3 separate regions of the Mus musculus genome follow, and regions 1 and 2 are each linked to region 3. A link is a loop called in an ENCODE intact Hi-C map of the cell type or tissue named here. Cell type or tissue: left cerebral cortex. All regions are shown on one strand.

Region 1 (8,000 bases), 210 kb before region 3:
CCCGCCTTTGGCATCTGTCCCCACTTACCCTGCTTCACACATGAGACAAAGAAATCACTTTGTTTTTCAAGCTGTTTCTCTTGCTTCTGTTTATAAATAAATAAATAAATAAATATGAAATTACTTGCGTTCTCTCTCAATAGGCATGCTGACTCCTTTCTTGTTTTCTTTTTCTCCCTCCTCTCTGCATCTTTACACCTATCCTTGTTTGCTTCTTTGTTGTTCTTGCTCCAGTTCCTCTTATGCTCCCTTTAGTTCTATGTGGCGCTCCCTTTACTGTCTTGGATTGTAGGACAGAAGTCACGTCGGTAATCTAAGATGCTTTCATTCCCATTGACTACTGATCTGATGTGTTATCACAGCTATTCTGGAATCTTTTGCAGGGTATCTGTAGGCTGTCCGCTTTGCTTCCCTTCTAGTAGCACTTACTATGGTATAGAGGACATGAGTGGGTAGAGCAGACGCTACTAAAACATGACCTCACACTCTTGAGTGTGCTGTAAGAACCATTGTTGGTAGTTCTTAAAAGGACACAGGACTACCCTCTTTTTTTCCCCAACGTTCGCTCACTGCTGCTGTTTCAGGTGTGGTTTTATATCAGTAAGGGCAGAAACAGATCCCAAGGTCCTGTGATCTCACTGAAGGGTGGGAAAGATCCATGGATTCTCTTCCTCTTACAGAACTCTCCTGGACCCTTGAAAGGGTCAGAGTTACAGGGCAAAGAGTACAGAAATTTGGGGACTGTCAGTTACTTCTTAATTCGATGCCTCCCATTTTAATCAAATCATCTAAACACTTTGTACTTTGTCGGTGCCTTTTACTAAGAAGGCAAACTATAGAGCCCAAAAATGTAAGCTCGTAAGAAACATCCAATAAGTGGTTCATTTAAATCATTTTTCAAGGAAATACAAGTGACAAATTCATGAACTTAGGTTTGTTTCGCATGAGTTGATGTTTTGGGACCACTCCCTGCCTTCTTCCTGGCCATTCCTCTTGCCAAACTTTCATCCAGTCCTTTATGAAAAGCCTTCCAAGTAAGCTATACTTCCATTTGCCTGATATGTTTCCAGTAGAAGAACTTTCCTGGACTCAGGGAAGCAAGGTATGAGGGTCTGTGGTATGTACTCTTGTATGCTACGGATTTCCTTACCCATACTCCTTTGTTCTCCACAAGTCGCCTTGTCACAAATCAGTATTGTACTTCTGCAAGTTGTCAGGATGGAACCCATGAGTTCAAATCATGACCCTACCCCAATTAGTTAAGTGTTTTCCACAGGAACCACAGATTAGTAATCTTTTTAAACCAGGGTGTTGTGTGCAAGTGTGTGTGTAGAGGGGCGAGGGGTGGCTTCCACAAAGGAAAGCATGAGAACATGTCATACAGAAACTTACATTTGGTTCTCAGAGTCATTGGTCCTTTTGGAGGCTCAGGGGGAGCTCCAAATCTCAAGCCTGTGTTTTCAAAATATGGACATAGTCATTATATTAAACACTTTTGCACCCTGTGGCTGAATGCCCCACAGAGCGATTTAAGGGGTGGGAAGATTTTTCCTGGCTTGTGGTTCCAGAGTTAAAGAGCAGTGCTGTGGGAAGGCATGGCAGAGTGGCTCTCTCTGCAGCAGCTGGAGGTCACAACCACCACAAGCAGAATGTAGAACAAATAGCCAGAATTACATAGACTGGATGTCATCCTAGGCCCGCTCCTAGGGACCTGCTTTCCCCAGAAAGGCTCTGCCTCCTAAGGTCACAGCATCTGCTGGGGAACAAGTGTTCGAAACACCAGCCTGTAGAGAACACTACACATGCAAACCATAATAGTCATTCTCTCTCCTCCCTTCACTCTTACTTTGGCAAATTCTGGTTTCTTGGAGTCCTTTGGCCTAGTCAGTGGTTTCTCCATGGGAAAGAAAGGCTTGGCAGCCACCCAACCTCAGACATCACGATGCAGCACTGAGTAGAAAAGCTGCCCTTTTAATTCTGCAGTATGACATAAAGCTTGTAACGAGGGTTTTGAAAAGGAGAAAAGCCTTCACCATTCTAAGCTTCCCTTTAGTTATCAAGAGTCAAGGCTGACATGCCACCACCATGCAAGATGAAAAACCCTGTGTAGACCTCAATAGATATGACCAGTGTTTGACAGAGGTCAATGCCTTGTCATTATAAAAATGCTCAGCAAACTGGGTGCAGAAGGAATGTGCCTCAACAGTAAAAAGCCACACACCAGCCAGCCACAATCCACTGTCACTGCCTCCATTCAACATGGCTCTGGGAATATTAGCCAGAACAACGACGTGAAAGAAAAAAATCAAAGCATCAAAATTGGAAAGGAAGACATCAGATAATCTCTATTTGCAGCTGACATGGTTTTATTCGTAGAGAACCTTGAAAGTTCCAGAAGAATAACTGGCCTCTAAACGTTTGTTGTTGTGATTGTTTGTTTTCTGACATTTCAGGGTACAAAAAAAAAAAAATACAAAAAAAATTCAGCTGTGTTTATATAGAATGTAAGCAACTATTCAAAAAAAATTTTTAAGGAAATAATTCCTGTGTGCTACAACATCAAAATGCTCATTATGTAGGGATAAGTTTAAGTGAAAAAGTTAAAAACTTACAAATGAAAATTATAAGACATTGATGAAATAGATTAAAGAAGACAGGTGAAACAGATGGGAAGAGAGATGTTAAACTGCCCATCATGTGCGTGCCATCTGCAGATTTAATGCTATACTTCATCGAAAACCCAGATTATTTTTGCAGAAATAGAAAAAAACCCACATCTTAAAATTCATATTGAAACTCACAGGAGCTACAGAGCTGCAGTTAGACTTTGATAGTTTTTTTTTTTTTAATCTCTAGAAGACATAAAAAGTTGACAACACACATGGAAAAGTGACCTATATCAGTCAAAGTCCAAGAACTGTGAATAAAACCACAAGTTGTCATTGTGCCATAGTTCCTAGTGTAACTGTTACCAAAAAAAAATAATCAAAACTTCTGGTGAGGTTATTGAAAGATACAATGCTTAGACACTGCTGACTGACATGTAGCTCAGTGACGTCATAATTGGTAACATGATGAAGGTTCCTCAAAAATTAAAATGTATGTATATAGGAGTGCCCAATTACATGATAGTTATCTATATATACATATAGTTTACACATATATATGAAATAAAACCAAAGAATTGTCTGCATTTGCTTATTAATTTTAGTACTGCTCACAATAGCCAAGATAGGGAATTAGGGCCAGTAATGTGGCTTAGCAGCTAAAGAAACTTGCCACCAAGCCTAAAGTCCTGAGTTCTATCCCTAGAACCCACATAGTAGAAGGACCAAATTGAGTTTTGGGTTGTCCTCTGACTCCCATAGATGTTTAACAGTATGATCATGTGGGCGTGCATACAAATAGTGTTAAAAAAAGATAGGAAATCAAAAGTGGCCACAAATAAACACATTTTTAAAGGAAATATGGTACATGTAATATGCAATAGAATTCTATTCAATATACAAACATAAGATATTGTATGTGGTACACATAATACACACATAGAATTTAATAGGCCTAATGTTGTTAATGACAACATGGATGAGGCTGAAGGACATTGTGCTAAGCTAGAAGGCCAGGCATGGACACGAAGATACTGAATGATCATAAAATGGATTCCTCATCTCACCTCTTAGACTTCTCAAACCTTCTACTTGGGATCATGATAGATTCATTCTTACAGGTCATCTAAGGCTGTCCACCAAAACACACACACACACACACACACACACACACACACACACACCAGTAGACACACTACACTGGGCCAGCCATCAGCTCCAGTAACAGTCCTACACAGGGTTTATGAGGCCTAAGCAGACAGACTTCAGAACCTACTGCCTGAAGCACTCCTTGTTTGAGGCTGAAGTCATCTGACTAAAAATACATTCACCAATCAACACCTCCCTGTTGTTTTTAGCTACACGGATGCCGAGGGCAGAGTAACATCTCCAAATAGACTTCAAAGAACGCACGGTTCTTCAGGACACTAATTCACACCGGCCTTGTGTAGGGGCAGAAGAGATGCGTAGCACAGGTACCGAGAAAGTCACCAAGCTAAAGGTGTCAGCCTGTGAAATGAAATTGTTCTTTTGCTGACAGTGCTTGTGTCAACTGGTCTTCCTTGTAATCACAGGATGCTCGTAGATCGTGATCACAAAAGTTACCAGTAGTTTGGAGAGCAAGTTTATAGCAGCCATTAAACCATTTGTTTAATTTGGTACTATTAGGCAATAGAAGAAACTCGCCATTCCCCAATGAGTTTGTAGCATATCTTTGTGGTTCTGTGAGCTTCTCGACAGATGGTTCTTGCAGATGTGGCTTATTTTGGTCATTTCTGCTGTTACCAGGATGCAAATCTCCCAAACACACACTTTAGAGTCCAAAGACAGTCTTCATAGTAAGTTTCTTAAATCCAGATGTTTTACTGTTGGATCAGTTTTCATTTTGCTATGTGAATCCTCTGGCCTCATGAGAAGTCTGTGTTTGGGGGTGTCTATAACAATAAACAAGAGTATATATCATATATCTCTATCTATCTATCTATCTATCTATCTATCTATCTATCTATTCATCAAAATACAAACCATTAACTTATTCCCACTTCATGTTATATGGCAGGGTATTCATCGTTTCAGTCTAGACCAGACACTGGGGGTTACTCAAGTCTTCCTCAAGAATGCATTCACCTTTGCCCTGGATGAGAAAGTGCTAAAATCATTGCAGTTTTCACTCTTTCCACTACTAAGAGTTCAGAAAGTTAGGGGCTGCAAGATTGGAGTTTTCCATTCCTATAAGTCTAATGGAGGTGGCTCAAGGAACAACTCCTGCTCCTTGCCAGTTACTGACCTAATTTCTCTGCATTTTCAATCCCAAGTTTGTATGCATTTATAAGATGCAAATTCAGTATTTACTTGAATCTGTTTGACTAAAAAAAAAAAAAAAAAAGCCTGGTAAAATTCCAATTCTGGAAAGGTTTGTCTTTGCTTTTCTGACTCAGGATCCATGTTTAGAAAAGGACGATAACAACAGAGCCCTCTCCAGATGCATTCAAAGTGAGTGGAGGTTTCATGCCCAGGGAACAGGAGTCTACCGTGGTTAGATGTCTAGTTTCTACAAGTGTAGAATATACTTCTTACCACTTCCAGCTGCCCTACTATGTGTTGAATTCAGTGACAGGTAAGTAAACAAGCATGAAATTTTCAGTCTCCCACTTAGAGGTCTTTCCTTGGATGCTTCTCCCTGTGGTCTGCCAAGCTACGTTCTGAATAGCCTGGTTCGGCTCAGTCTTCTTTTCGGAACTTACCACATGTATTGTGTCCACCTGTTCTCACCCAATTCTGATGCTGCCTTGGTGTATTGTGAAATTCCTCATCTTCTGGCCCCTTTTTGATGCCTGATCTAGTTATGGACAGAAATACCAAACTCACAAAAGGTTCTCCCCATCCTCAGAAACCCCCCTTTATGTGTATGTTACTCCTGATACAGCAGAGACCACCTGTCAGCGGAGCTACTAAAGGTTCAATGTATGAGGGGTTTTTTTCCCCTTCTCTCTCTCTTCTCAAGGCTCAATTTTCTAGGCAATTTACATTTGAGACTGCAGAGTAGTGGGTGTGTGGCTGCTTCCAACTTTCCCTGAGTGGTGATGTAATCGTGGAGCAGCCATCTGTAGTTCCTCCATCTGGTTGGTGAAGGCTGCTCTTGCCAAACCAGGAGCAATGCACCAAGGCCAGTCTCACCTTTCCAAAGCTGTGACAGGCAGTCTACCATCTCTGGGTCTTCAGAGTAGATGGCTTATAGATGGGCTATATTTATTCCAGTGCTAGGAAAGACCTGCAGAGCTCTGTGTCTTGATATCTTCATCAATAACATGGAATGAACCTGTCTCCCCTTATAAATTTGATCTGAGGATTGGGAAGCATACAGACAGCTTTTGTATATGGCATGAGCTTGGCATATGATAAATGTCCTCATTCCCTCTGTGGCATGATCATCTTGGGATTCTCACTGTTAAGCTACAGTCTGATTCCCCCCCCCCCCATTACTAGAACCAACTCCATGGCAGCATCTTGCCTTACTGGGATTTACATAGGATGCTAGAGCATTTAAAATAACAAAACTATGATCTTGGTGATGGACCTGCCACTCAACTGGATGACTTTAGATTAGCACATTTTTTTTCCAGGAAAGCAAAAAGATTAACTTGAAGAATTGCTAAAAATCTATGCTTCTACCATAACATCTGCTGAAGGATGTGATGAGAGAATGCATACTCTGCATGAGAAGTGAGCCTTCTTTCTCCCTTAAATGGATGCGTGCTATCTTAAAGGCTCTGTGATCACATTGTGGACTTCTTTCCAATAGGCTCACTCCGGACTCCAGCCTAAATCATGAGGTGGCTTCTCAGACTCATAGAGGGATGGTATCTTTTAACACTGACGTCTCATTCCGAGACCAAATCCTATGAAGCAATTCCTATGACCCAATTTCCATGAAAGCTTCTATTGCTCTTACTGCATCTGTCTGGTGACTCCGTGAGTGAGAACTGAGGCCTGCTGGGGAGGACGAAAGGGAAGAAGGGAAACTTGGATTCAAGTTCAACAGCTCACCATGTGTCACTCACAAAGCTGACACTGGACACTCATGCGCATAATTAGGGAAGACACATTCGAGGACTTTCCCTACCTAGTAACAATGCAGTGAAAGGACTGATGCTGGGGATTGCTTTGAGATTGGCAAGTAAAAAAATGTGATGTGGGTTCCATGGCAAAACTGCCAGTTCTGTTCATATTAACATCTCTATATAAAAGGAAAGATCCCCCCTTCAAACTCTTGACTTAAAACTGAACCATATACAGTACAACCAATCTAGATGCTACCTTTGAGTCTGCATGAAACAGAGCCTCAAGAAAGAGTTCACTGTTTGTTCCTAATACCATCACAAGTATCTACCAGGTATCTAATAAGGCACCTGTGGTGCTTGGCTCATGTGAAGTGGCGCTGTTAGAATGTGTGGCCTTGTTGGAGGCAGTATGTCACTGTGTAGGCAGGCTCTGAGGTCTCTTAGTGCTCAGGCTCCTCCCAATTCTGAAGAGAGCCTCCTCTTGGCTGACTTTGGATCAAGATGTAGAACTCTCAGCTCCGCAAGCATCATGTCTGCTTACACGCTGCCACACTTCCCACCACGATAATGGACAGAACCTCTGAACCTGTAAGCCAGCTCCAGCTAAATGCTCCCATTTCTAAGAGTTGCCTTGGTTATGGTGTCTCCTAACAGCAATGAAACCCGTCCCTTATGAATGCTGAGGTGCAGAACCAGTTGTAACTTCACCTATACCTTTCAAGAACAGGAACCTGGAACTAAATCCAGGTGTTAATAATTATTTGAAACTGGGCAAAGGTCTAACCAGTAGGAGGGAAGATGTAGAAACAGGTGTCAAAATTAAAAATTATTGTTTAAGTTGAAAGATAAGCTCAACGACTTGTGGCTCTAACTCCTACTTCAGTATATTCCCTTACTCGGTGTCTGGAAGACAGGAGGGTCATGGGTCTCATCTGACAGAAGTGCCAGCTACTTCAGTTTTTACAAGTTCTTTGAGGAGTTACAGATAGACTCAGAAACAGCTGTTAGGAGCCAACTCAGATGCATGTGGGCATAGCCAATGTGCCCTACTTTGTTGGTTTGGAAGGTAGAATGATGCCACATGGCTTTGAATGCCCAATTTATAATAATCCCATTCCTTTGTTCTCCCTGAGAAGTTTGTACCTTGGTTCCTGACTGTTGCTTATGAAAAGTCTGAAAATCTTAGCCCACATTCCCTCATGGCAGAGATAACTGTTCTTGCTGTGTCTATGATAGAATCAGAAATTCTGTCAATGTGATACAAGCAGAGAGGCTGCCTGGGCCACAGGTGCTTGAGCCAGAGATGGCTGGAAGGCCAGCTGCTTGTCCCCAG
Region 2 (8,000 bases), 860 kb before region 3:
ATGATTCAAAAAGTCCCACAGCCTTCAAACATTTGGTTAAACACAGCAATAAAATGTATCTTGTTAATCTGAAAAATAAGAACAGGAACAATTTTTAATATAATTGAAATCACTAGGATCACTGTAATCTTATTTTCCTCTCATAATACCCATAATAAAAACTACAGAAATACACATGAACACATAGAAAACAATAAAAACCCTCTCCAAACAACCCACCATCCACATGTTAACTACTGCTAAAACTTTGGGTCCTATACTCCTGGTTTATTTTCAACGTATATTAATGTCTAAGGTAGGCCTGGTGGCATATGCCTGTAATCCCAGTTACTTGGGAAGCTGAGCAGAAAGATTTGCTTTCTTTTTGCCAGACTTCCCTTGGTCTCATGGCCCTTTGTAGCATCCAACATGCACTAAGTGAGCATGGAATATTCAACCCAGGCCTGGGTAGCTTCAGGCACAGCCTCACCTCTTTCTCCTGACAGGGAAAGGAGTGCCTTGAGCTAGTCTACCTTATCTCTGCCTTAAAGGAAAACCTTTTATTACCATCCCCCTTTTTGAGATAGGATCTTACTATGTAGTACAGACCAATCTCAAACTCATGACCATCTTATCTAACTTACCTAAAATTTACATTTTTATTTATATTTTTAGTCAAACCCCAAATACATTAAAAAGTAATTTAAAAATTTTTAGCTAAAGATGCTGTATCCATTTAATAAGTCTAACTATAAAAGTTAATATAGAATAAACAATAGCAGGGAAGAACCATAAGGAATTCATCTGTGGGGTGGGGGTGGGGCACTGTGGGCAATCCGGTTTCTTTTATGCGGGAGAATCCCTATCTATCCAAGCCTCTCCAGTTCCATGATTCTGTGTAATAACCAAGACACACGCAAGGCCCTGTCCTCAAGGAGTTCCAGGTCTTCAGGAAAGAACAGGCAAGCAGACCGGCTACGCTTCCCAAGTAAGCTGACAGACACCTCTAAAATACGAGCATTGGGCAGGAGACCTTGAAGATCCTACTGCATTTAGTTTAGTTCAATTTAGCCAATTTAGTTTAGCCTAATTTAGCAGTAGATTGCTTATGATTAAAATCAAGGAAAAGTCAAACTGCATGTAAATACTTGTTTTACAAAGAATATAGACTTCTATATAACGTATTAAAAATAAAAAAACTAGGTCTTGAATGAGAGATATGAAGCTATTCATGTAAAATGCTCATGATATATTAGTATTAATAAGCCAACTTTATTTTCATACACACATATGTGCATAGCACCCCAAAGGTCATAACGTTAATTCCTGAGTAGCTGATTATTGGAAAGGTTTTAAAAAAATCACTTCTAGCTCTCTCCTCACAGGTAAACAATTTACAAACCTTTTCCTATGTTTGTCAACAAATATTTTCTCCACATTTACAATCATGCACATAACTCAAGAGCTTTCTGCTTATAATTATCAAATTAGAAAAATTACTTCAACTTTTAAATATAGTATTCTTTGATTTAAAAAATTCCTTTATTACATATATTATTATTATTACTATTATTTGTGTGTGTGTGCATGTGTGCTCGCATAAGAGCATATGAAGTCAGAAACTCACAGAGTTGGCTCTCTCCTCCCATACAGGTCCAAGGGGTCAAATTCAGGCCATCAGTCTTGGCGGTAAAGACCTGTACCTGCTGAACTGTCTTGCTAGTTCCTGGATTTTTTTTTTTGTTGTTGTTGTTTTGTTTTTGTTTTTTAAAGACAGGGCTTCTTTTTGTAGCTCTGGCCTGGAGCTCAGAGATCGCCTGCCTCTGCCTCCCAAGTGCTGGGATTAGCTGTGTGCCACCACATCCTCAAGCGTCTGCAGTCTTTGATTGTCAAAGTTCTAGTTACTACAACTTCCTGCTGGACATCTAGACAAGACTAGTTAAGGCTAAGTAACCATACACAGAAACACCGCAGTTCATATTAAGGGGGGAAATGACTGGTAGGTGAAGACAGGGATGGGAGACTTTCTTATACAGGTTACTGAGCCTCTGGGCAGAGCTGGGGCATTCAACCCAGCTCCCCAACTCAGGAACCACTGCTTGCTATTAAGTGACCAAATAAAAATATAACTGGTCTTCTATGTGGTTGGTTAGAAATTTCTTCAGGTCTCTAAACTCGCAATTATTAAATTTTGGATATGAGTTTATAGTTCCTTCTTGAAATGTGTCCACTGCTGCCACTCACAGTCTCTAGATATCAAGAGAGGAGGAGGGCATGGGGGCAGGTACGAGGGAGAATATGCCCAAACAATGTACACACATAAGCACTTGCTGCGTGTGTGAGCGTGAGCCCCTGGCACTCACGTAAGGCCAGGGTGTCAGTCACTGCACTACAGAGGCAGAGGGAAGCCTGAGGCTGCTAGGCCGCATCCAGGCCCAGAGAGGGCCTCTGCCTCAAGGAACAGGCCATACCAGCACATAATTCACACACATATACAGCAAAGCTGCTGACCAGGTACAGCGGCCTATGTTAGCACTTGCAAAGCTAAGGAAGGAGGTGGCCAGTTGTGGACACCATGGTATAATATCTTGTCTCAAAAATAATTTTGATGTATAATAATAATAATACTAGTTCAATTCAATGAATTCAAGCATTCATAGGTGTAAACAGAAGGCATGCATAGTAAATACACAGATTCTGAAACAACTCAGACTGCCAGGTCATTCATTAGTTGTGTGACCTTAGGCAACTCAGTTTCCTGCCCTATCAAACAAGGATACTACTACTTAGCTTGTAGTGTTCTTGGAAAGACTAAAGGGATCTATACACTAAGAGTCTTTGGGGCATAGGAGGTACTCAGCAAATGCTGGCAGCCCTGACCACTGGAATTTGTGCACTCAGGCATAAAAATAACCACACTGGAAGGATCTGATCATTTCGAATGTTGCAGTTAAGATCCAGTGCTCGAGCATACAGAAAACTCTGGAAACCTGAAATCCCTTGAAATTCAGCCAGCTCTGAGTCAAAATTTGAATTCTGTAATAACCTACGATAGAAGGGCAACTCTGCCAAGCAAATAATACAGGTAAGTTGGCAAAGGATGTTTACCACGTTTAAACTATTTATACTCTCACTCTCCCCCCCCCCCCATCCTTGAACTGTTTGAGAGTAAATGAAGTATATCACATTTTACCCTTGTATTTCCTAAAAATATGGCAACTCTGCTATGAAATCTGGAGTTATCAACAGGAAATTTAACAAAGATCTGATACTTTAATCTGTCTCCATAGTCCAATTTTGTGACCTGACCTAGTCTTGTCCCTTCTATTACTTCCCTTTATTACCAAACCATAGCACTAGCCCCTTCTGCATCTAGCTGTTTTATGGTCACTGGTTGACACGTGACATGCTATAAATGAATTGCTGAAAATAGACAGAAAACCAAATGCATTCTGCAAATCCCGCAGTTGGTTTAAATTCTACTCGGCATATGGGTTCCACCCCCACCCCCCCAGACAAAAGTTAGCTGGTATCGCTGTAACCACGGTCTAAGAACCTTTTCAAAAACAATCACGAAATCTCATCGTACATACTGCTAACCAGTTTGAACGAAATTGTTGGGCTTTATTTAACACCACCTCAGAACTTAGGACAGGACCTAAGGGCACAACTGGCTAGAGGCTTTAGGAAAAGGAAAATAATTTAGGCTGGAGGAAAAGTAAAGAATTTCCACGCTACGAATCCCCGTACGGCATGAGTTTTGGGGGAGAGGGGGAACGTACATTTCGTACTATTAGAATAAGCCCCCACCTCTCCCCACAAAACCACGGCAACGAAAACTCGATGACAGGGTTGCATTTTTGCTGTGCTGTATACCCAAGTTCATCGGCTTGTACTTTGGTTTCTTCGCCTGAGACGGTGACACCTTGCGCATATCCTCTGGGCGAGCCGTGGGACAGGCTACGGAGCCCTGCGTTACTTAAGTGGCAGGGAGGGACATTCAGATCCTCTCTCTCTAGGGACTGGAACCTGGCAGGCAGTGCGTCCCGAGCCCAGACTCCCGCCCGCTCGCCGATCTCAAGCCACGGACCGCAGAGGTAGCCCGCGGGGTCCGAGCAAGGCGGGAAGCTTGTCCGCACCGCCGGCGGCCGTGGAATCCCACCTTACCGGGCGCTGGGCACGTCCACCGGCCCGAGGCCACCGCCGGGCCCGGGCCGCGCGTCCCCGCCGTACTTCTCCTCCATGCAGGCTCAGGAGCCGCTGCCCGCGCCGCGGGCTCTCCTCATGGCTCGCCGCCGCTGCGGAAGCGCGGGCGCAGGCGCGTCACTCCCCCATGTCAGCAGCGTCCTCGCAAGCTCGGCAGTCTCCGCCGCTAGCCCGGGCTCGGCAAGCAGGCACACGCACGCTGGGCGGGACTAGGCCGCGGGCTGTTCCGGCAGCGCCGTTCCCCGGAGGCCGTACGGGCAGGAACGTTACCGGGCCACGTCATCCGCCCCGGCAGCCCTCACTCCCGGGGGAGTGACCAATCCTGCGCCTGCGCGCTGGTGGACACGTGGCTTCGCTTCACTCAGGCTCCTCCCACCGCTGGGAAGGCTCCGCTCGACCCGCCCCCTCCTCGCGTCTTCAAGAGAAGCCCCTAAGAGGTCCCTGCAGCGCCACCTAAGGTCCATCTTGGCTACAGCGTGTTCTCCTCGCTCGAGGGATGGATGGATGGTCCCCTAGAAAATGCATATTTGTGTTAACAAACAGAGCTTAGCCCTTTGCTTCAGGGTTCTTCTTTCTTAAACGGCTTCACTTTGTAGCCCAGATAGACCTAGAACTCAGCATGTAGCCCAGGCTAGCCTCATAAACCTGGATGATGAATTTCAGGCGTGAGCCACATATAGGCGTTGCTAACTCAAGTGCATTAACGGTTTTTTTTTGTTTTTTTTTTTTTTTTTTTTCTAATGAGAAAGCTAAAAGTTTTTTGAAGTGCCTGTGACTCCCACAAAGAGATTATTATTTTTGGATTTCTGATGATACGATAACGCAGAGTGGGAGGCTAAAACAATGGAGAAAGGCAACTGCTTGTGGATTTAATTGTTGGGCAGGAGTACAGGCTAACCTGCTCAAGTGTGTGAGAGGGAACACAGAAGGAAGGGGCTACAGGTGTGCTATTGTAAACAATTTTATTCCCTTTCTAAAAATATTGATTTTCTTCAATCCTGTCTTTGAAATGATATTACTTAGTGTAGACATATCTATATAAAAGCTATTTTTTTACAGGTACCTGGGTCTCTATTGGTCTGAGTCTCAATAATTGTGGACATCTTGGTCAGCATGGTGGCGCATGCTTCTAATCCCAATTATAGCCAGAGGCAGTTTGAAGCCAGCCTGGTCTACATACTGAATTCTAAGCTAGCCAGGACTACAAGGTGAGATCCTGTCTCAAAAGGAACAAGAAAAGAAATAAACAATTGTAGTCACTTGACCTATCTGTTGTTTAGTTTTCCTCCCGTTCGTCGTTTGTTGTTGTTATATAGAGGCAAGGTCTTATGTAGCCTAGGCTGGCTTCCAACTTGATATATAGCTAAGGACGGACTGGAACTCTGGTCTCCCTGCTTCTGTCTTCCAAGTGCTGGCATTATAGGCACACACCCCCTTTCCGGAAAGTAGGAATAGTAATATCTATATTATAAAGCTGTTCAGAGGGAATGTGAGTGGCATTTAGTATTACTCAGTAAGTGTTAGCTATTATTACTGAGGGAGGTTTGGACTGGTGATTTGAAGGAGAAAGTGGGGTTTCCAGAAGGACAAATCATAATTAGTTGATACTATTCTACTGAATTTGAACACACACAAAGAGTCCAAGTGACATGTATGTGAGCAAGCTAGCAAAGGCTTTACCTTTAATCTGTGGTAGAGAGTAGTTAGCAAGCTGAGAGCAAGACTCAGCTGACAGTGTAACATGTTAAAGTCTGGAGGTTTTCCAAAGAGCATCTGATAAACAGGAAAGGCTGGCAAAGAGTTTGTGAGTCATTTCATATTGATAAATTAAAAGGAGAAGAAGAAGAAGAAGAAGAAGGAGAAGAAGAAGAAGAAGAAGAAGAAGTAGTAACAGAAGCAGAAGAAGAAGTAACAGAAGCAGAAGAAGAAGTAACAGAAGCAGAAGCAGAAGAAACAAGGAACAAACCTTTTAGTTAGACTGGTGGCAAGTGCCTGTGCTCTTCCCAGCACAGGGAAAGCCTCAGGGTTTAAAAGATTGCCTGGAGAGGGGGTGGGGGGGTGGGAGGGGAGGAGAAGGGAAGGGAAGAAGAAAGAGAAAACCTTAGGGGTTGACACTCTTACTTGAGACCTCAGTAAAGGTTTTTCACGCTACACGCCGAGCCGGGAGGCAGGTACAGTCTGGAGAAGCTACAGACGCACACATTCCTGTTTGAAGCAAGTAAAAGACTGACAATACAACATAGCCTCACTGCGACTGTTTTTAGTGTGTGTGTGTGTGTGTGTGTGTGTGTGTGTGTGTGTTTCATTGGGATCTTGTTGTTTTTTAAACTCATCATGTATATGGGTTTCTTTTCTGTTGTTATAAAACACCATGGCCTAGGTGCCCTCCAGAAGAAGGGGTATTCGGTTTATGCTTCCGTAGGGTCAGGAGCCTGTCATGGCAGGAACGGTGGCAGGAAATGGAGGACGAGGAACGGTGGCAGCAGGCAGAGTGGCAGGAAATGGAGGACGAGGGCTCACGTCTTCAACTACAAGCTTGAAGCACAGAGAGCAAGCCAGAAGTCGGCTTTTTAGCCTCAAACGTCTTCCCATCCCTAGCGACATACTTCTTTCAGCAAGGTCACTCCTCCTAAACCTACCCAAGCATCACCACGAGCTGGGGACCAAGAGCTCCAGTGTATGAGCCTGTGGGGAACATTTTTAAAAATTGATTTTATGTAGAGGAGTGTCTCGCTTACGAGTGTGCATACCATGTGCATGCCTGGTGCCTAAAGAGGTCAGACGAGAAGGCCAGTTCCCCAGGATCTGAAGGTGTAGATTGCTGTGGGCCTCCATGTGGCTGTTGAGTTGTAGATTGCTGTGAACCCCTGTCTGTGTACTCCACGGGAGCAGTAAACCTTCTTACCTACGGAACCATCTCTCCAACCCTGGGGGCATCAACCGCAGGAGACTTCATAGTATTATGTTTATTTATTGTTATCTTCACATCTGGGAGCAACTGTTGGCGTAGAGTGATTGGGTCAGGTGAGGAGGCCCAACAAAATCGAAGGTTTTTGAAGAGGTATTTTAAATTTTTATTTTTGAAAATTTGCCTGTGTCTATGAGCTGGTTGGTTTTTGTTTTTGATTTTGATCATATTGACATGAACTAGGGTCACCTGGGCGGGGGGGCGAGATAATCTCAGTGGAAGAATTGCTTTTATTAGACTGGCCAGTAGGCAAGTCTGTGGGCTATTTTCTAAGTGATCGCTGTAGGAGAATCGTACCCATCAGTCGTGGGTGGCATTAGAAGGCCAGCTAAGCAAGCCCTGGGGAACAAGTTAGTAAGCAGTGCTCCTTTTCCTTCGTGCCTCTGCTTCCGGTCCTACCTGTGCTCCACTCAACGATGGACTGTATGCACACTGTAAGCTAAACCCTTCAAGTTGCTTTGGGTCTGAGTGCTTCATCACAGCAGAAGGGAAGCAAAGGGTACAGCGCCTGAAGTTTGTATGTGCAGCACATGCGTGTGTGCCCTCGAGGGGGCTAGAGGAGGGCACCAGACTCCCTGGAACTGGAGTCATAGGTAGTTGTGAGCCATCCGGCGAGAGACCAAATCCATGCCCTCTGCAAGACCAGCAAAGGGAGCCAAGGCTCCAACTCGTTGTTTTGGGTTTTAGACAGGGTCTTGCCATGCATCCCTGGTGAGTCTTGCGTTTACTTTGGAGGTCTGATTGGCCAGGAGTTCATGGCAAGCCTCTTGCCTCCGCCTCCCCAACATGGCGAGTGTGAGTGCTCATACCACACCAACTCACCAAATATTTCTACACCTCCCTTTTG
Region 3 (8,000 bases):
TGAACACAGTATAAGACCATACTTACTTTTCAACTTTGAGTAACCACACACTTACAAAGACACACACACACACACACACACACACACACACACACACACACAGAGCTTCCCTTCTTCTGCACTGGGGATTGATTTACCACTGGGATAGATCCTTAGTCTTAAGAGACACTATTCTTTAGGACACTGAGCAGAAAATCCAAAGGTTCCTTGTCTTTACATTCTGCGGTCCTTTAGATTTTACATGTTGGTATTGTACATTTTCAAAGAACACTAATAGTTCCTTCTTTGCTTATACAAAAGTGCTACAAATTCATCCCACAGAAAATAAGTGCACTATACATTACATACACTTATGTGTGTGTATGTATATATATATATATATATATATATATATATATATATATATATACACATACACACACACACACACACACACACATATATATATATATATATATATATATATATACATACACACACATACACACACACACACACACACATTTACACTATTGGTGACTATAATACAAAAATTGTTGGATATATATACACACACACACACACACACATACACACCAGTTACTTTCAAATCAGCACAGAAAACCAGGATCCACAAAAAAAAAGGGGGGGGTTCTAGCAGCTCCCTCACTAACCACTCTAAGAGCTAAAGGAGCAAACCCCTTTATTCCCGAAGCCCTGCCCATTAGAGAGAAAGCAGACAGTGCCCTGTTACCCCGACCTTCTCTGGCACCTCTGGCAACAGGGAAGCTTCCTGGGTATTCAATGTCCTATGTCACCCAGCACCCACAGTGCTCCAGTGCTCGGTGACTTTTCTTGTCATCTTTGGAAGAGACCCAAGTATGCTTCATGCTTATGTTGGATGACATCCTAAAAACGGCACTGAGCAAGCCAGTGCTCTCTGCTCTTACTCGAAACCTCCCTGCAGCCGGTGAGAAGGAGAGGCTCTGTGGCCTTACCTTGAGATGTCTCCCCAGTACCATTCAGCATCCTGCAAGGACATATTGTTGTTCATGCTGTTGTTGGCTACAGTAGTGGGCTTGGGTGGTTTGGGGGGCAGTGCTGCAGGCAAAAGAGGAGACCAAAAAAAGTTGTAATCCGAACTCCCAAGTGTACATTTAAAATTAGACTTGCATCTTTTCATTATAAAAACAAACAAACAAACAAAAAGTAAGGGGTAGGGGGTGAGTGGTATAATCCTATTTTAGTTAAAATATATAAAAATTCAATTCAATTTTCAGTTAAAAGGCAATTGAATTTACTAAAAACATTTACAATGGAGGGGGAAAGGGGAGGGGTGGGAACGGATACCAGGAATTCATAATTTCATGTGCCATGGAAGACACTAGTCTTTGAAGGAAATCTCAGAATATGACTTAAAACTAAAACTGGAAAGGAAAAAGTAGTAGTGCATGACAGGGGTAGGGGTGCAGAGATGACACAGACAGACAGACCAACCTAGAGATTAGGAAATACATGGGGCTGGCTGTGGGAGAAAATTTCATAGCAAATCCAGAGTCGACATTCTCTACTTCTAGATTTTATCTGCACTAAAGTTGTGCACCCTAGCAGCTCCGTCTAAAGTAAGAAACCAGGAACATCTGAGAAGCAGAAATAACAGGAGCTGGGCTTTCATTCCTCTCCCTTAATTACGAAAGGCAAATTTGGTTGCTGTGCCCTGCCTGAACACAGCAGTCACATTTAAAGCAGCCCTCATTTGCAGCAAGCATGCTTTAAGAACTGGGTTTTTCTATGTTGATACTTCAGGCACAGCTCTGCCAAAGCCACTTTAAGAACCTCATCTGTGACCTAAATCTCCTTAGTCTCCATGTTACTCTTCTGCTGGGGGACGCTGGGCTTTAGATGCCAGATCCGGTTAAAAACCCTATCCCCTTCTTCAGTGTCAAATCAGCACCCACAGGGTGGCAAGAAGCCCCTCGGCGTCTCTGAGTTCCCTCGTGGTAGGAAGGGCTGACCCCAGAGGGAACAACCAATGAGCCTAAGATTTTTAGCTAAATCCAAAACCATTAACTTTGAAAGCACTGTAACTGCTTGAATTTATGCCCCGGGAAGATTCCAGGTGTCTAGTAAGACTATTTTACAAAGGCGAGGAAAGACAACTTCTTTTCCCATTGTAGTATCTCAGCATGAGAGAGAGAGAGAGAGAGCGAGAAAGTCCCCACATCTGATTTATGAGAGAGTCTCGGATCATCAGAAACCAGTTTGAGTCACTGCTACATCTCACATGCTTTCTGAAGCACCCGGTGTCATCAAAGTACCACAGAGCCCAGAGCCAGCAGAGAAAAGCCTCACAAAGGACACGTCCTCTTAATGAAAGGAACAAAATACAACAATATAGCCCAACTTGCCAAGGATCACAATTAACAAAAGACAGCAGCGGACAGAAAAAGTAGAAACCAGTTCCCATGCATTCAGCAAGAACCAGCATTTATCAGACACAGCCTGGGCTGCTTGCTGCTACAGGCAGGCAAAGAGTCTATTTAATTTTAAAGTTCTAATCAAACTAATTTTAAACCGTGAAACACATCAGTAAAAATAGCAACCTCAAGAGGATCTGTTACAGCAGCTTTCAAAAAGAAAAAAAAAAAAAATTAAAGTCACAGAATTATCTAGCTCTCTCCGTTAATACTGCAGTTTTACCTGGTGGATCCATTTCTATATAAAACACCAAGTCTGTGCCACAGTTTATATCTGTCTTGGCACACTCTAAGTCCAGGTCTTCCATAGTCCAAACCGTGGTGTACATGTGTGCGACAGTTTCCTTGGCTTTGCTCGGTTATAAGAAAAGAGTCCGGCTTTCTTTGTAATGGTGTCTTGGAATTCATTTTAAAACCTATACGGCCCGCACTGTAACCTATTACATCACACACCCCAGCCAATCAAGTCAGAAAAATGTCACCAGACCACTCCTGCTTCGTCAGTTCTCCTGGATGCCAGCTTCACACGGCCCCAGCCTCTCTCTGAGAGCCTACATGTCACGCCGGCTCTGCTCTGCTCCGCTCCGGCATCTCCGTGCTCACCATTTAAGGTGTTTAATTTGCCTGCTCTCTCCCAGCCCTGTGCTCTCTAAGTCTCTCTTTATTACTCTGCAGCATGGTACATTCCACCGTGGGCAGATTGACGAGAGCTGATAAACTGCAGCTTCCAGCTCCGTCCCCTTCGTGCATCTGGGTTTAGAGATAGCCTGGCTATTCCTTGGTATAAAAAAAAAAAAAAAATCTTACAAAGGCACCAAAATATCCCTAAGGTCTCTATTACAGCCCTTAGATATCACGCATATATTAGAAGCAGAAAAGATCCGAGCACTCTGGATATTTAAATCCAGTCTTCCACAATTCACTGAGAGCTTGGATTTTAAACACTGCCATAGACGCACCACATTAGAGAGAGAGAGAGAGAGAGAGAGAGAGAGAGAGAGAGAGAGAGAGAGGCTTAAAGACAGTACTTAGGCAAAATGCCTCTATCAGATATCCCAAGGTCAAAACAAGACTTTATAGAATAATCATGAAAATTCAGCACAGGAATGAAGCTGTCTATTATTTGTAGAAATGCTAAGCATATGCTCAATAGTGGTGAGTTTCAATGTTACTGCCTAAGACACTGGGCAAGAGGATGCTTCTGAAAAAAAAAAAAAGGCAGTATATCAGAACGCAGAGTACAGGTGCTCTCTGCCAAGTGTCTCACTCAGGAACCCATCTCATTGCTAGCTGCTTTAAGGAAGGTGATGTAATCTCTCTCTCTCTCTCTGTGCCCCCCCCCCCACTTCTCTCTTTAGCTCAGAGCCCTACTGAGGGATGGGGGGGGGCGGTCGGACAAATATTCCTTCTTAGTAGTGTTCAATATAAAGAAATCAATTTCCCTACAAATGTAATGATTCATTTTGGCTCTTTAAATCATTCTGCATGCAATTCTGTCACCAAGACTGGAGCTTGATATACGTTGCCCCTGGGAGCCAGAACCTCTTGACATTTACATGGATGGTTGGGGTAATGCTGCAATGTAAATGTGGCTTCCTTTTAAAGAGTGGGCTTTGTGGCTGTGAATGTTGTGCACCTAGGGAAGGATTTACACAACACGGGGGTGGGGGAGCACTTTACATTTCTATCCCAATTGGAATCGCACAGCATTAAAAGTGGAGCAGGGCATTCCGTTCTCTGGATGCTGTCCACTGGCGTCCCTTCTCTACCGCATTTCTGTATTATTGGAGACTCAACCTGTCCCCTTCCACCTCATACTTCTCTATTTGCCGGTAGATTAGAAACCCAAAGTTTAAATAAGTCTAAACTCAACGTCAAATAAAAATGGTAGAGAAGTGTGTCCTTAGATAAGATAAATTTTTAAAAAAGTAGTTTAATTTAAAACGTTGAGTCTTCTCCCAAAAGTAAAGAGACAGGTTGTCTGGGCAGTAAGGCCCAAGGGTTAGCCCACAGGGGACTTATGTACGGCACTCAGTAAAATCAGCCTAGCTGTAGACTGCTGCTGCCCATGTGGCAAGGGAACCCAAAGAGCAGGTCTGGGAGACAGGTGATTTTCCACGGTCCCTGCAAGCCCTGGCTTGGCCCCAACTTCCTGCCCAGTACTTTCTAAACTCCAAACTAAACCCCATCTCTTCTCCGCAGTGTCCCCCCCTGGAGGACAGAAGGGAGTGTCTCCCTAATCGCCCATCTGCTCTCCCCAGGCAGCACTCACCCAGGCGCACACACTTCCAGCGCTCACACACACACACACACACACACACCCCCGCCCGCCCAGCCAAACTAGAGAGGACGCCTTGCAGATAAAGAGCCCGGTGCAGAGAAGTGCATAAATGAAAGAAAAAAAAAAAAGACTTACTTTGCAGGTTATGCATTTCAACGGTTTCGCTTTGAACTGCCAGTATCCCACAGAGAAAAAAAAAAAAAAAAATTCAAAGAAGCTGTTCTTCTACCAAGTGGTCCCAGCCCCTGAGGTTCTCCCGCCCGCCCGGTACCGGCAGTAAAGAACCTAGCTGGAGGAGAGCGCGCAAGGCGGGGGCGCGCGACTCTCAGCCCGGCTGCCGGCTCCCCGGGGCTAGGCTGCAGCGGGTCCCTCCGCCCCACGCCCCGCCCCGGCAGCAAGTCCCCGGCTCCGCGAGAAGAGCCCCCTGGGTCGAGCTACTGCACCGGGGAAGAAAGGAGCCCCGGCGGGCGCTCGCACGTCTCGCTCAGATAAAGATCGAGGCTTCATGATTAACTCGGGCAGGTTCAAATATTTGCTGAGCTAGGGATTTTGGGAGGGGGAGGGGCACCCAAGTCAAAGTCAAAGTTGTCATCAGGCTGACAAGTGGCCGAGGCAAGACTAACTTGCTCATTTTCGTCCGGGAAATGAGAAGGGCATTGTAAGGGGGTGCTGAAAATAGTCCTCCCTGGTGGCCATGGTGCCTGTAACGCGCTGGCAGCCCCCGCTCCGGGGACTCAAGTGGGCCGCAGTGAAGCAGCACAGGAAGTAATCCACCTAGTTCATCAAAAAATAGAATCAAAGCCGCGTTTGTGAAGGCCTGAACCTCTCGGAACAGCTCAGGACAGGGTGCCTCTCTCTCGTGTCCTCCTCCTCCCACGCACTGGCACAGTCAGCCCCGCAGGTGTTAACAGGAAAGCCCTTCACATAGCGCATCACACGCAGGCTAGCAGCCCCGGGAGGGCATCCTTCAAGCAAGCCCAGATCTTTAAGGAGTCAACTTCAGCTCACCTTCAAATAGCCCTAGGACTTTCTAATCTGGAGTATCTAAGAGGTGTGTCTGCACTGGGTTAACTGGTGTGTCTGCACTGGGTTAAGTGCTGGCTGGGTGTGACAAAGGGACAGAGAAGGACGCGCTTTCCCTTCTCTGGGATTCTAGTCTGTAATTTGAGAAAGTTGCAGCTAACTGGGTTTAGGGTTGCTGGGTGGACAGAAATCAAGTCTTTTCCTAGGAAACGTCCCCATGGCATCTGCCCAGAAGCCCCCACTTCTTTTGAACCATTAACGGAAAAAAAATCACAAAGCCCCCAAAAACTTTTGGTCCTAAATTCCATTCTCAGCCCACTGCCCCTAGTCTTGGCTTTCCTTGGTCATGGAAAGTCGAAACTAACAAGCTGAATTTACTTTCTTTTAGGCCACTCTGAAGAAAAACTAAAAACCAAAAAGCAAAAACAAACCCTCACACCTATAACAAAACTCTGGCTTTCTTGTTTTCTTCTTTTAGCTTAAGAAAAACAAAGGTCCTTCTTATTTTCATGCATTGCCCTGATCTCAAAAGAGTTTCTCTGGAAGAAACATCAGACATTGGCTTCTTACAAATACCTGTCTGTGCGACGATTAAACTGTAAATCTGACAGTCTATTTTGTCTCAGAACAAAAGTATCTACCGTTAAACAGTATATACCAGAAAAGGTCCCGAATAGCCATGGACAGGTTGTTTCAAACAAACTCCTCACTATATGTACAATCCCCTACCACGGAGGCTCTATTAAGGACATTAACTCCAAGTGTGAGCAGAAGCTTTCTGCTCTTTATTAGTTTAAGGAGGGCGCCCTCTGCTGGCAGAACGGAGTAAATCATGCCTGCTTAAGAGACAACCATCAACTTCCAGTTTCACCTCCTCCGTATCCAAATAGCCCCACAAATTAATAACACATAATTATAAATAGCTTATAAATATACGTAATTCACTACTAAACCAAAGTCACAGGTGTCACAATTACCTAGGAATTTATTTCCACTTGGCTAATAAGCCCCTTTAAAAAGAAACTTGTGCTTTCTTGGCATCCTATCTATTTGGGGCTGCTAAGACCCATTGCACATGCATAACGGAAGGCTCACTTCACCTTCTGGATGCTTCAGGCCAGTGAGAACCCCTTTTCTCAGGGTTTTGTACAACTCACTTCAGAGGCAAAGGCAGGCCAGGGTTCGACTTGCCAGTAGATTTCAGCTAGCCAAGAAACTCTCATGATTATTAACATGTGTTTCCAAGTTCTGTGACATGCTTTCTGCTCTGAACAAGACCTCTTGGGGCATCACCCGAGACCTGGAAAGCTTGCTTCTCAGAGACTCATGTGCACCACTGTCAATGAACAAAAGCCAGGGAAAACAGGCAGCAGGAGGGAAAAATGAATTATCCAAAGTTACCCAGGGTAAAAAGAATATGTTTCTTCACAATTCCAATGTAAGACATCTTAGAAAGTAGGGCCCTCCAGCACGGGGCTAATTCATGACTCCATATCCATGCGAGCTCAATGAACCCACATTAAGAAAAAACACCCTTTCCCTTTCCAGTTAATAAACAAACCCAGGTTTACATACCAAAAATATATAATAATAATAATCCAGACACAGGCTACAGGCTTTCTGCAAAGGCACACCCACGCCCACTGTCTAGCAGACAGAGGAACTCCCCCTCCCACCCCACCCCCCATCCTGTGATGTCTGTCCCTTCAGAGTCAGAGAAAGCTGTACCCTGAAAACAAAAGTAAAAACATGGCCTAGCACGTGCCCAGGGCAGCGATCACGTGGCACTCGGGGAACTCGAGTAAAACTTTTCTAGTTTTCATGAGATGGAATCAGCTCTCCCCTGTTCCTCTACCCCTCTTGGGGCCTGCATCTTTTTCAACGTCTCAGATCTTACCTTAGAGACAACTCTCTCATGTCAGGCCATATTTTAAACCCAATGGGAGGAAAAACAAATGAGAGAAAAGTGAAACTCTGAAAGTTATTTCCCTCGTCTTCGTGTTTGCTTACATCTACAGCTGAGAATGCAGCCCGGGGTGTTTCAAGCAAGATGCATGGATTCTGCGATGTTTTGCAAAGCACCAACAGTTAAAAATCAACCTTGACATGTGTAGGAGGGCAGCGGGGGTGGGAAGGTGGGGGGTGGGGGGGTCACTTCTTTCCTCCGCCTGGCTTGCGGGTGCAATATTAGCCTCCAATTATGCTACATTAATATTTCTGAATATATCCATGAAATCCGA

The links. A loop is a pair of places that touch in the nucleus more often than their neighbours do. Peaks named below come from ENCODE experiments on the same cell type or tissue, not always from the same donor. Only the 100,000 strongest peaks of a DNase experiment are listed, where the experiment ranks them.
Region 1: a loop joins it to region 3, with 4 times the contacts of the local background. A loop is called at or near these places in 2 of 42 quality-filtered maps.
Region 2: it touches region 3 in a loop (3-fold over the local background); 7 of 42 quality-filtered maps call a loop at or near these places.

The regions. Positions count from the first base shown.
Region 1 is chr13:101,482,093-101,490,092 of GRCm38, forward strand. No RefSeq gene overlaps it. Among named protein-coding and RNA genes, the nearest start is that of Gm36475, 54 kb to the right of the region's middle. In left cerebral cortex, no CTCF peak of the experiment used is centred here; DNase peaks (open chromatin) are centred at 1,891, 4,097, 5,134, 5,709 and 2 more places; H3K27ac peaks cover 4,044 bases.
Region 2 is chr13:100,828,955-100,836,954 of GRCm38, forward strand. Slc30a5 (solute carrier family 30 (zinc transporter), member 5) reads right to left here and starts at 4,473. Exons shown (of 16, transcript NM_022885.2): 1 at 4,147-4,473; 2 at 1-68. The coding sequence starts at 4,223. In left cerebral cortex, a CTCF peak has its summit at 4,650; DNase peaks (open chromatin) are centred at 3,474, 4,039 and 4,534; H3K4me3 peaks cover 2,356 bases; H3K27ac peaks cover 1,085 bases.
Region 3 is chr13:101,689,504-101,697,503 of GRCm38, forward strand. It overlaps Pik3r1 (phosphoinositide-3-kinase regulatory subunit 1), which reads right to left. Exons shown (of 16, transcript NM_001077495.2): 8 at 978-1,080. Among named protein-coding and RNA genes, the nearest start is that of Pik3r1, 75 kb to the right of the region's middle. In left cerebral cortex, CTCF peaks have their summits at 2,052, 4,662 and 6,579 (motif pointing left); DNase peaks (open chromatin) are centred at 895, 1,776, 2,360, 2,944 and 6 more places; H3K4me3 peaks cover 5,335 bases; H3K27ac peaks cover 6,291 bases.